Linked DNA regions of Homo sapiens: region 1 is linked to region 2. Evidence: read pairs that join two places in POLR2A ChIA-PET (ENCODE). Cell type or tissue: B cell. All regions are shown on one strand. Links, peaks and the distances in the headings refer to the core of each region. The heading gives the core; the rest is flanking DNA. Region 1 holds the start of LOC124905031 (a long non-coding RNA gene). Region 2 has its middle 42 kb from the start of LINC00322.

What was found. Peaks named below come from ENCODE experiments on the same cell type or tissue, not always from the same donor. Only the 100,000 strongest peaks of a DNase experiment are listed, where the experiment ranks them.
Region 1: POLR2A ChIA-PET joins it to region 2 with 7 read pairs; 4 of 35 experiments call an interaction of 5 or more read pairs at or near these places.

What each region holds. Positions count from the first base shown.
Region 1 is chr21:43,709,875-43,715,241 of GRCh38, reverse strand. LOC124905031 (a long non-coding RNA gene) reads left to right here and starts at 2,967. Exons shown (of 2, transcript XR_007067895.1): 1 at 2,967-3,887; 2 at 4,204-4,526. RefSeq lists enhancers at 2,533-3,154, 3,220-4,101. In B cell, for the core only: no CTCF peak of the experiment used is centred there; no DNase peak of the experiment used is centred there; H3K27me3 peaks cover 245 bases.
Region 2 is chr21:43,287,196-43,292,562 of GRCh38, reverse strand. No RefSeq gene overlaps it. Among named protein-coding and RNA genes, the nearest start is that of LINC00322, 42 kb to the left of the region's middle. RefSeq lists a silencer at 1,800-2,094. In B cell, for the core only: no CTCF peak of the experiment used is centred there; a DNase peak (open chromatin) is centred at 1,942; H3K27me3 peaks cover 659 bases.

The DNA.
Region 1 (5,367 bases), core at 128-5,127, 420 kb before region 2:
TAGCTGGGCATGGTGGTGTGTGCTTGTAATCCCGACAACTCAGGAGGCTAAGGCAGGAGAATCACTTGAACCCAGGAGGCAGACGTTGCAGTGAGTCGAGATCACACCACTGGACTCCAGCCTGGGCGACAGAGCAAGACTCCATCTCAAAAAAAAAAAATTGGTTTTGCCAGGAATGGTGGCTCATGCCTGTAATCCCAGCACTTTGGGAGGCCAAGGCAGGAGGATCACAAGGTCAGGAGTTCAAAACCAGCCTGGCCAATATGGTGAAACCCTGTCTCTACTAAAAATATAAAAATTAGCCAGGCATGATGGCGGGCACCTGTAGTCCCAGCTACTCAGGAGGCTGAGGTAGGAGAATCACTTGAACCTAGGAGGAGGAGATTGCAGTGAGCCAAGATCGCGCAACTGCACTCCAGCCTGGGTGACAGAGCGAGACTCTGTCTCAAAAAAAAAATACATTGGTTTTGTCCAGAAATGTGAGACAACTTGAAGGGGGTTGGGGGGATTTCCAGCTTATAAGTAGATTTAAAAATTTTCTGGTTGACAGAGTAGACACGGTGGCTCATGCCCGTAATCCCAGCACTTTGGGAGGCCGAGATGGGCGGATCACAAGGTCAGGAGATCGAGACCATCCTGGCTAACATGTGAAACCCCATCTCTACTAAAAATACAAAAAAATTAGCCTGGCGCCTGTAGTCCCAGCTACTCGGAGGCTGAGGCAGGAGAATGGCGTGAACCAGGAGGCGGAGCTTGCAGTGAGCCGAGATCACGCCACTGCATTCCAGCCTGGGCGACAGAGTGAGACTCCCTCTCAAAAAAAAAAAAAAAAAAAAAAATTTCTGGTTGACAATTGGTTGAGTTTATTTAAAGACCTGGGACTGGCCGGGCGCGGTGGCTCACACCTGTAATCCCAGCACTTTGGGAGGCTGAGGTGGGCGAATCAAGAGGTCGGGAGATCGAGACCATCCTGGCTAACACGGTGAAACCCCATCTCTACTAAAAATACAAAAAATTAGCTGGGCGTGGTGGCGGGAGCCTGTAGTCTCAGCTACTTGGGAGGCTGAGGCAGGAGAATGGCGAACCCGGGAGGCGGAGCTTGCAGTGAGCCGAGATCACGCCACTGCACTCCAGCCTGGGTGACAGAGCGAGACTCCGCCTCAAAAAAAAAAAAGAAAAAAAGACCTGGGATCAATAGAAAGGAACGTCTGTTAAGATCAACGATTGTAGAGACTGAAGCTCTTACTTTCAAAGGAAGCCTTCAGGTAGCAGGCTTTAGAGAGAATGGGTTGTCAAATGTTTCTTATCAGACTTGAAGTCTGCATTGATGTTAATGCTGGAGAGGTAGAATAAGGCACATCCCATCCCCACTTCCCATCATGGCCTGAACCAGTCTCTCAGGTTAAATTTTCAGAGTTCCCTGGCTGAGGAGGAAGTCCATTCAGATGGTTGGGGGGCCTCAGAATTTTATTTTTGTTTTACATGACCATGGTTATGGTGACCACACGTCATGTTATCAATACTTTTTTTAAAAGCTTGCTTTTGCCTGGCACGGTGGCTCATGCCTATAATCCCAGCACTTTGGGAGGCTGAGATGTGCAGAGCACGAGGTCAGGAGTTTGAGACCAGCCTGGCCAACATGGTGAAACCCCATCTCTACTAAAGATACAAAAAATTAGCTGTGTGTGGTGGCACGTGCCTGTAATCCCAGCTACCTGGGAGGCCGAGGCAGGAGAATTGGTTGAACCGGGGAGGCAGAGGTTGCAGTGAGCTGAGATGGTGCCATTGCACTCCAGCCTGGGGCAACAGGGCGAGACTCCATCTCAAAAAAAAAAAAAAAAAAAGCTTGCTTTCAGCCAGTGGTAGTAGTTCATGGCTGCAATCCTAGAACTTTGGGTGGCTGAGGCAGGAGGACCGCTTGAGCCCAGGAATTTAAGACCAGCCTGGGCAATATAGTGAGACCCCATCTCTGCTAAAAAAAAAAAAAAAAAATTAGCCAGGCGTGGTGGCACGTGCCTGTGGATCCAGCTACTTGGGAGGCTGATGCAGGAGAATCACTTGAGCCCAGAAGATTGAGGCTGCAGTGAGCCATCATTGTGCCATTGTACTCCAGCCTGGGTAACAGAGCAAGAACCTGTCTCAAAAAATAAAATAAAATACAAAACAAAATAGAAGGCTTTCCATTTGGACACAGGAATGGATATGTTACCAACCATGAGTTCTTGGGCTCTCAATGCAATGGAAATTGACATGGGGCCAAAAGAGTTTTCCCAGACAAGGCTTCATTGGAGCTTATGTCCAGGCATAAGGGAGGCGGCCCAAGGGAGAGAGAGTCCCTGACTGAGTCCTGGAAAGGAGTTGGTTAGGACTTTTTGTCAGGCAAAGGGTGGAAACTGATATCAGGGTAGGGTGTGCAGGCTGGGCTGGGGAAGGCCTCCGAGGACTGGGACAGGCTGATCAGCACTTCTGGTTGCGACGGTTATTTTGAGTCATGGGCCAGCTAGCTGGCTGGCTGGGGCAGCGAGGCTGTAAATCTGTTGCTCAGCATTCCTTTCCAAGGTGGGGACATTCTACAACCTTGGTTGATATTCTGGATCTTTTAAGGCCAGTTCCTGAAATTCTTTAAGTAAAAGGCCTGGTTAAATATTACAAGAGCACAGAAGAGCACTATAAACGGCTGTTTTCCTTGTATGACCAAAGTCTCAGGGTTAGCGAGTTTGGTGTCAAGCCAGGTAGTGGCGTGGGGTGTGTGATCCGTGGAAGGCATGAGAGAATGCTCTAGTGGGGGGTTAACCGAGCCAGCCCGTCCCTACTCTGTCTCAGGTATGACTGTGTAAATAAATGTCCGTCCACACCCTGGCGGCAAATGAAATGCCCTTGCCAGCAGACCATGCCCAGAGGTTGTTTGAGCAACTGCCTCCCAGCACCACAGGGTTCCTTAATTACCATAAAGGATGTTAAAAGTCATTCAGGATTTGTGTTTGGCCAGAAGTTTGAGCGGTGTCTCTTTTTTTTTTCTTTCTTTCTTTTTTTTTTTTTTTTTGAGACGGAGTTTCGCTCTTGTTGGGCAGAGGCTGGAGTGCAATGGCGTGATCTCGGCTCACCGCAACCCTCGCCTCCCGGGTTCAAGTGATTCTCCTGCCTCAACCTTCTGAGTAGCCGGGATTATAGGCATGTGCCACCACGCCCAGCTAATTTTTTTTTTGTATTTTTGGTAGAGATGGGGTCTCCGTGTTGGTCAGACTGATCTTGAACTCCCGACCTCAGGTGACCCACCTGCCTCGGCCTCTCAAAGTGCTGGGATTATAGGTGTGAGCCACTGTGCCCGACCCTGAGCGGTGTCTTAGTTAGCGGGGGATGCTTTAACAAAATGCACAAAGTAACAAAAGAGCCAAGCCATGAAAGAGAAAGCAACAGGAGAAGCAAGGAAAGCACAGATTTACTGAAGACATTTCAGAGTGGGAGCAGGCTCAAGCAAGCGGCTCAGGTGCCTCTTCTTTTGGGTTTTTGTTTTGTTTTGTTTTTTGAGACCGAGTCTCTGTCGCCCAGGCTGGAGTGCCAGTGGTACGATCTCGGCTCACTGCAAGCTCCGCCTCCCGGGTTCACGCCATTCTCCTGCCTCAGCCTCCCGAGTAGCTGAGACTATAGGCACCCACTGCCACGCCTGGCTAATTTTTTTGTATTTTCAGTAGAGATGGGGTTTCACCGTGTTAGCCAGGATGATCTCGATCTCCTGACCTCGTGATCCGCCCGCCTCGGCCTCCCAAAGTGCTGGGATTACAGGCGTGAGCATGAATTTCTTCTTTACATGTAGCTTCCAGTACCCAGATCACATGATTTTTGATGGAAGTCCAGTGTGATCCGTATTCTTGTTCCTCTATAGGAAGGTACTTTCCCTCCGACATCTTTCAAGATATTCTGTCTCTGGTTTCCTGCAGTTTGAATACGACATGCCAAAGTTCCTATTTTTTGGCATTTGTTGTACTTAGTGTTCTCTAAGCTTCCTAGATCTGTGGTTTGGTGTCTGACACCAATTTTGAAAAATGAGAAGCCATTATTACTTCAAATATTTCTTCTATCCCTTTCTCCCTCTCCTCTTCTGGTATTGCCATTATGAGTGTGTAAATTACCTTCTATAATTGTCCCGTAGTTCTAGGATATTCTGTTCAGTTATTTTTACTCTTTTTTCTCCTTGCATTTCAGTTGGGGAAGTCTATGGACATGTCCTCAGCTTGCAGATTCTCTCCTGGGCTGTGTCCAGTCCACTGACGTCCGAGGCACAATCCCCCGTGTGACCCTGCCTGGCGGCGGCCTCTTGTTAGAGCTGTAAGTCACACAGGCTTCTGCCTGTCCTCTAGCTGAGTGTCACTGTATTGCGTCCCACCACCAAAAGAATCTTTAGATCTTATAAAACATCAATACACAGGCTTCTGCCTCTCCTCTAGCTGAGTGTCACTGTATTGCGTCCCACCACCAAAGGAATCTTTAAATCGTACAAAACATCAATAAAGGATTTGAGTCCTAAATATACAAGGATTTCTTTCTTTCTTTCCTCTCTTTCTTTCTCTCTCTCTTTCTTTCCTTCTCTCTTTTCTTTCTTTCCCTTCCTTCCTTTGTTTTCTCTCCTCTGTTTCTCCCTTTCTCTCTTTCTCTTTCGTCTTGCTGTTGCCCAGGCTGGAGTGCAGTGGCGTGATCTTGGCCCACTGACACCTCCACTTCCCAGGTTCAAGTGATTCTCCTGCCTCGGCCTCCCGAGTAGCTGGGATTACAGGCGCCTGCCACCACACCCGGCTAATTTTTGTATTTTTAGTAGAGATGGGGTTTTATCATGTTGGCCAGGCTGGTCTCGAACTCCTGACCTCAAGTAATCCGCCCGCCTCAGCCTCCCAAAGTGCTGGGATTACAGGCATGAGCCACTGCGCCCAGCCTTTTTTCCTTTTTTTTTTTTTAAATAGGGTCTTGCTCTACCACCCAGGCTGGAGTGCAGTACAGTAGCACACATCAGCTCACTGCAACCTCTGTCCCCTGGGCTAAAGTGATCCTCCCGCCTTAGCCTCCTGAGTAGCGGGTACTACAGGCGTGTGTCACCATGCCGGGCTAATTTTTGTACTCTTTTTTTATTTTGTAGAGAAGAGGTCTCACCATGTCGCCCAAGCTGGTCTCAAACTCCTGAGCTCAAGTGATCTGCCTGCCTCGGCCTCCCAAAGTGCTCAGATTACGGGTGTGAGCCACCACAACTGGCGAAAGAATTCTTAAAACTCAACAATAAGGGAACAACCTAACCAAAAAATAGGCAAAAGATCTAGACACCTCACCAAAGAAGATATACAAATGGCAAATACACATATGGAAAGTTCTGAACGCCAT
Region 2 (5,367 bases), core at 59-5,058:
AACCACTGGAGCTTCGCTTTCATTCCCGGAGCGCTGTCCTCGGCCTTGCTGTCTCGGCCTTGCTGTCTCGGCCTTGCTGTCTCGGCTTTGCTGTCCTCGGCCTTGCTATCAGCACTTTCCTAGAGGCCGGAGGGGTGGCACGAGGGAGTGAAGACCCTTGCTCAGCTCCCGTCCCCTTTGGCAGGGACGCCACCGTTGCTGGGACATGAGGCCTTGTTGGAATCTGCAGAGCAGGTCTGGCCATAGCTAAAAGGCTCTACCCCAGCCAGAGGCGGCAGGTGATGGGGACACCATGGGCTGGGCAGCCTAGTGTGCCTGGAGCTTTGACGAGTCTCCCGCCTGGCGGGCCCTTGTGGGTGGGTGGGTGTGGACACTCTGTGAGTGGAGGGTCCCATCAGTGGCCCTGGCCCTCCCTAAGAGGACTCTGTGGTGACAGCCCTCCCATTGCCTGGCAGGGACTTTGGCCTCTGGGGGGAAGGTAATGTGCTCAAAGTCTGAGGAACCTTCGGGCAGACCCCCTTCCCGGAGGGAGGTCAACCTAAAACTTGTGCAACTTGACATATGGAGGTGTGGTTTTTTTTTTTCCAAAAAATGTCTCCCAGGGGCTCATTTACCAACACCTCACATCCAAATGCTAGAAGTGGCCATCTGCCAGCCACCGCTGCCTGGGCCCGGCCTTCCTGGGGGCCGCTGTTCCCCAAAAGGGTTCTGTGCACCATTCACCCAGCTCCAGCCTGCCCAACCTCTCCTGTGCCCCCGGAGGGTCACTGGAAGAAATCCTCTGACCTGGGACTAGAGCTTGGGCTGCAGGGAGGAGGGCAGGCATGAAGTGCCCGGCCCCTGCACCTCTGATCAAGGCCCTTCCTGACAGCCTGGGAACCTGTCTGGTGGCTCCTGGCGATGCCCAGTTCACGGCAGGTGCCTGGCTGAGAGTGCCGGGGGCCCAAGCTCTCACTCCTAATAAGTGTGCCTTGGGGGCTCATAAACAAGTCCAAACGAGAACCCGAGGACCCTGGCTGAGGACCCTGGCCTGAGGGGACTCACGGGCATGTTCACCATGGCCTCCAGGGTCCCACACACTCACTTTCCTTCTGCCCTCTTCTCTGAGTGAGGCCAACCCCAGGAGGGTGGGAACGGGTCTCTCTCGGTAAAAAGAATCAGAGTTGATGCCGGGGATTAGGAAGAGAGACCATGTCCCTCCTGTGGGGGGATCTGCCCCTCCTCCAGGACGTGGTGTGGGGGTCACAGCAGCCCTTGGAGGTGCTTTCCAGGGGGACACTGCCTGGGGCCTTGTGTCCACTGTGACACTCCGGCCGACCCTATGAGGATGTCCCAGTTCCTTCTGTACGGCGAGGGGCCCTGGCACAGTGAGGCTGAGCCAGGCCCTGGTCCACCACTGCCCCTGCCGGTGACCGCTGTGGATTGGGGTCATGGCCGCCGGGAGGAAGGCGGTGGGGACAGTGTCAGCACCCGGGCACGGGCCGTGGGCACCGTGGCCCCAGCAGCACCTTGGCTCCTGCCAGCGGCCGGCTGTGAGTCGCAATGTATTTTGTGCCTTCCCTGAGTTTGTTTTCTCTGGAAAGCGGGAGTAACAGCAGCATTCACCTCGGGTGGGCGTCGTGGGAGTTTGAGGGGATCACACTCAGGGGAGTGCGTTGTGTACGCGGACTGCTGCCTGGACAGGGACAGCCGTGGCCATCTGGGTTCTTGTGGTACCCTCTGGAAGAGGGGCCGAGGTGGCTGGGGCGCCAGCCCTTCCTGCTCCCATCTGAGAGCCCCGGGTGTGATGAGGACTGTCAGGGCGGCCACCATCCAGCTCTGAGAGGGGGGCACAGGGGAGGGCCCAGGAGGAGGATTAAGCCAGAAAGACCAATCTCATGGGGAAATGACGGAGTGGAAGCTGGACAGCTCCCTCACACCTGTGCGCACAGTTGGCCTGCAAACAGCCTTTCTCCGCTTCCTCTTTTGCCTTTCGAGATCAAAAGAACAGCTGGCCTGGGCTTGCTGCTGGGATGCGGGTGGGGCTCTGGGGGGCAATTAGCAAGGCTTTGAAAAGGGTCTTGAATGGACAGGGATGCCCATAATCGGGAAGCAACTTCAGTGGAAAATAAAACCTCCCGGGTAGCTTGCCAAGCAGAAGCAGGAGATGAAGGTCGTTTTGTGTGCACGCCATGGCTCCCAGCCTGGGGGTCCAAGGCCAGTGTGCCAGAAACTGCCTGGAAACTGCAAACACAATGGGACCCACCAGGGAGGACACCCCCTCTCCAGGGCCAAGGGCCAGCAGGGAAGTCCCAACTGCAGTAAGGTTTCCAGTGGGGCCTGCTCCAGAGGAAAAGGGAGACCCTCCCTGATCTGAAGGTTCAAGTTCATTGCCAGGAAGCCGCCCCCCTCAACCCGCCTGAGCTTGTGGGGACCCTCCCAAGGCAGCCATGGGGGCCTCTCACACCGGCCCCAAAACAGCGTCAGGAAGGAGCTACTGAAATCAGGCGGGTCTCCAGGGAGGAGACGCCCTGGCCACTGGGCCTTTGCCAGATGCTATTGCTTTGAAAATGGCCCAGACTCAATCTGAGAAGTGTCACTGGCTTCACCAAGAGGAAGGTGACCCACGTCTCCAGGCTCTAGTTGAATCATTTCTGGAAACTGGGTGAATGCTCCTTATAAATGAGCAAAATCTGAAATCCTAAATTAAGTTATTCTTAAAAGAACACTGCCACATCAATTTCTGATACAGTTATTCATTGCTCAATAACAAACGACTCCAGAACAGATTGACTTGGGGGTTCTCCTGCTTCCACAGTGCCACTGGGTGCAGGGATGGTTGGAAGGTCCCAAATGGCCTCACTCCTACAGCAGCTCAGCTGGGCTGCTGGTGGGAGGCCTGGTCCTCCACTGACTGGGCCTCTCCATGTGGCTGCTTGGACTCCCTCACAGTATGGCAGCCAGGTTCCCATCTGCAGGAAGTGGAAGCCTAGTTTTCTTAAGATCTGGGTGTGGAAATCTCAGGATGTCACTTCTGCTGCATTGTTTTAGTCAAAGCCATTAATGGGGAATCCAGGATCAGGGATTTACACTCTGTCTCTCGGTGTGAGGGGCAGTATGCAGTTGTGCTGGGGAGGGAGAATTGGTAGGGCCATCTTTGATGACCACGATACTATAAGCCTGTGTTCATGCAGAACCACCTTGCCACACTGCCCAGGGCCAGTGTGCAAAGACAAAGGTAAGTGTGTTGGGAGAGTCTTAGAGACAGGTGCCGAGTGCAAACCTGCCTCTCGGTGCTCAGGTACCTGGGCCCCTGCCAGGTGAGATGGCAGACTGTGCCCTGCTGTCCTTCAGAGGCTTCTGGGCCTTTCCCTCTCTCTGTACCATCTCTATCCATCTCATGGGCCTAGGATCTGTAGAGCTGGGACCTTCTCCATCACCACTGCTGTGGGAGCTCCTTCCCACCAGACAGGCTCCCAGAAAGCCCTGGCAAGGCTGATCAGTTGGTGGGAATCCACCTGCAGGTCCAGAAGGGGGACACCAAAGTCAAGCCCTATTGATTTTTGCCTCTATCTGTAAGCTGCAGAGTGGAGCACCCTGCCCTCTCCACCCCATGTGGAAACCCTCCCATCATTTCACCTCCCTCCCCACCCCAAGCTCCAAACAAATCCTGTGCCTTGGTCTACGATGAGGAGGGGGGAGGAGTATTTAATTTGGTAATAAACTTGGATCAGGTCCTGCTCCTGAAAACAGAGCCTGCCTCCATCTGCACTTGGCCATATACACCCAGCCTTAGGATTTGGGGGCCCAGCTCAGGAGGGAAGGGGATAGGCAGCCCCTGAGCCCTGGTGAGACACTCATGGTGTGGCCATCTAGAGAGGGTGCTCGCCGAAGTCTAGGGTCCAGAGTGTAAATGAGCAGTCACTAAGGTTTAGAACAGTATCTAGACCTTGGAAATGTATGCAGCATTCAGCAACAAGCCATTTAACTTCCAGAGATTGACCTCTAAGCAAAATATTGGAGCTGTGTGCAAAGACCTCTTGTATACAGTGATATTCTGGGTGACATTTGACATTCTTTCTGCAAATGCCTGAGTCATGCCCAGTTCATGCTTGTGAGGGGCACAAAACAGTGAACAAAGTCAACAGCTGTGTGCCTGTCCCGGGACAGAGAGCTCGTGTTATTTGCTTTTGCAAATGATTAGATAAAATAGATTTGACGAAGATAGAGCGCGCACAGCCAGCCCTCCCCTGCCCCAGCCTATTGAACGCTTGCATTTTCTCCAGACCTCAGCCCAGACATCACATGGGTGGGCACTCTCCCTGACCTAACACGGCTTATACTCGGGACTCTGTGTAGTCTCGCCCACAGCACTCCTGGTCTGTGATCAACGTGTTCATCTGTGGACCAGCTCTAAGTCCCATGGAGCAGGACCAAGTCTCGGTGACTCCAGCCCCACCCCTAGCATTGTGCCCGCCAGGTTCCGCAGCAGATGCACGGGTGCGGCCATGGAGTGGACACGCGCTTAAGTAAGCCCTGTGGGACTGGGCCCTGGGGCTGTTTACCCACGTGCTGCCTTATTCAGCAATTTTAAAGGAGCTGTAGGAAAATACGTGTGAGAAATGCTCATAAGATCATATCAAGGGACACAAGCCCATTATAAAACAGCAGGTACAATTTGATCGCAAGCAAAATAATATCAGTAGTATCTGTGCATTACAGAACAGACTCATATCCTGCTTCTGGGAATGTAAAATGACACCTCCTGTGGGTGCACTGGGAAGGGAAGGATGGTAGGCCAGGCTTTGGCAGTTTCTTTAAAAACTAAGTCTATTACCATGACCCAGCAATTGTACTCTTGGGCATTTATCCCTAGGAAATAAAAACTTCTGATCACACCGAAAAGGGCACACGAGTGTTCATGCATCTTTATTTATAACAGCCCCAAACCGGACACAGCCAACCCAGATGTCCTTCACCAGGTGACCGGCTAAACACACCGTGGTGTCTGGAATACAGCGGTAGGAAGAGGTGAGCTACTGCACACACCCACCTGCCCGATGTCACGGGCATTGCACTAAGCAAAAAGGCCAGTCCCAAAAGGTCACGTTCTGCCTGATTCTGTATATACCACTGTCTCGAAATGACCAAGTGTGGCACTGGAGAACAAAGGAGTGGTTGCTAGGGGTTGAGGATGGTTCGGGGGAGGAGACCAGCAAGGGGGAGCCCGAGAGAGATAGCTGGGTGATGGGACACCCTGGACTGGGCGGTGGCTTCATGAATCTACACGTGCGATCGAATGGTGGAGAACTGTGCACACATCGTACAATACCCATTTCCTGGTGTCAGTTAGCGCTATGGTGACATCAGCGGCAGCTGTTGCAGGGA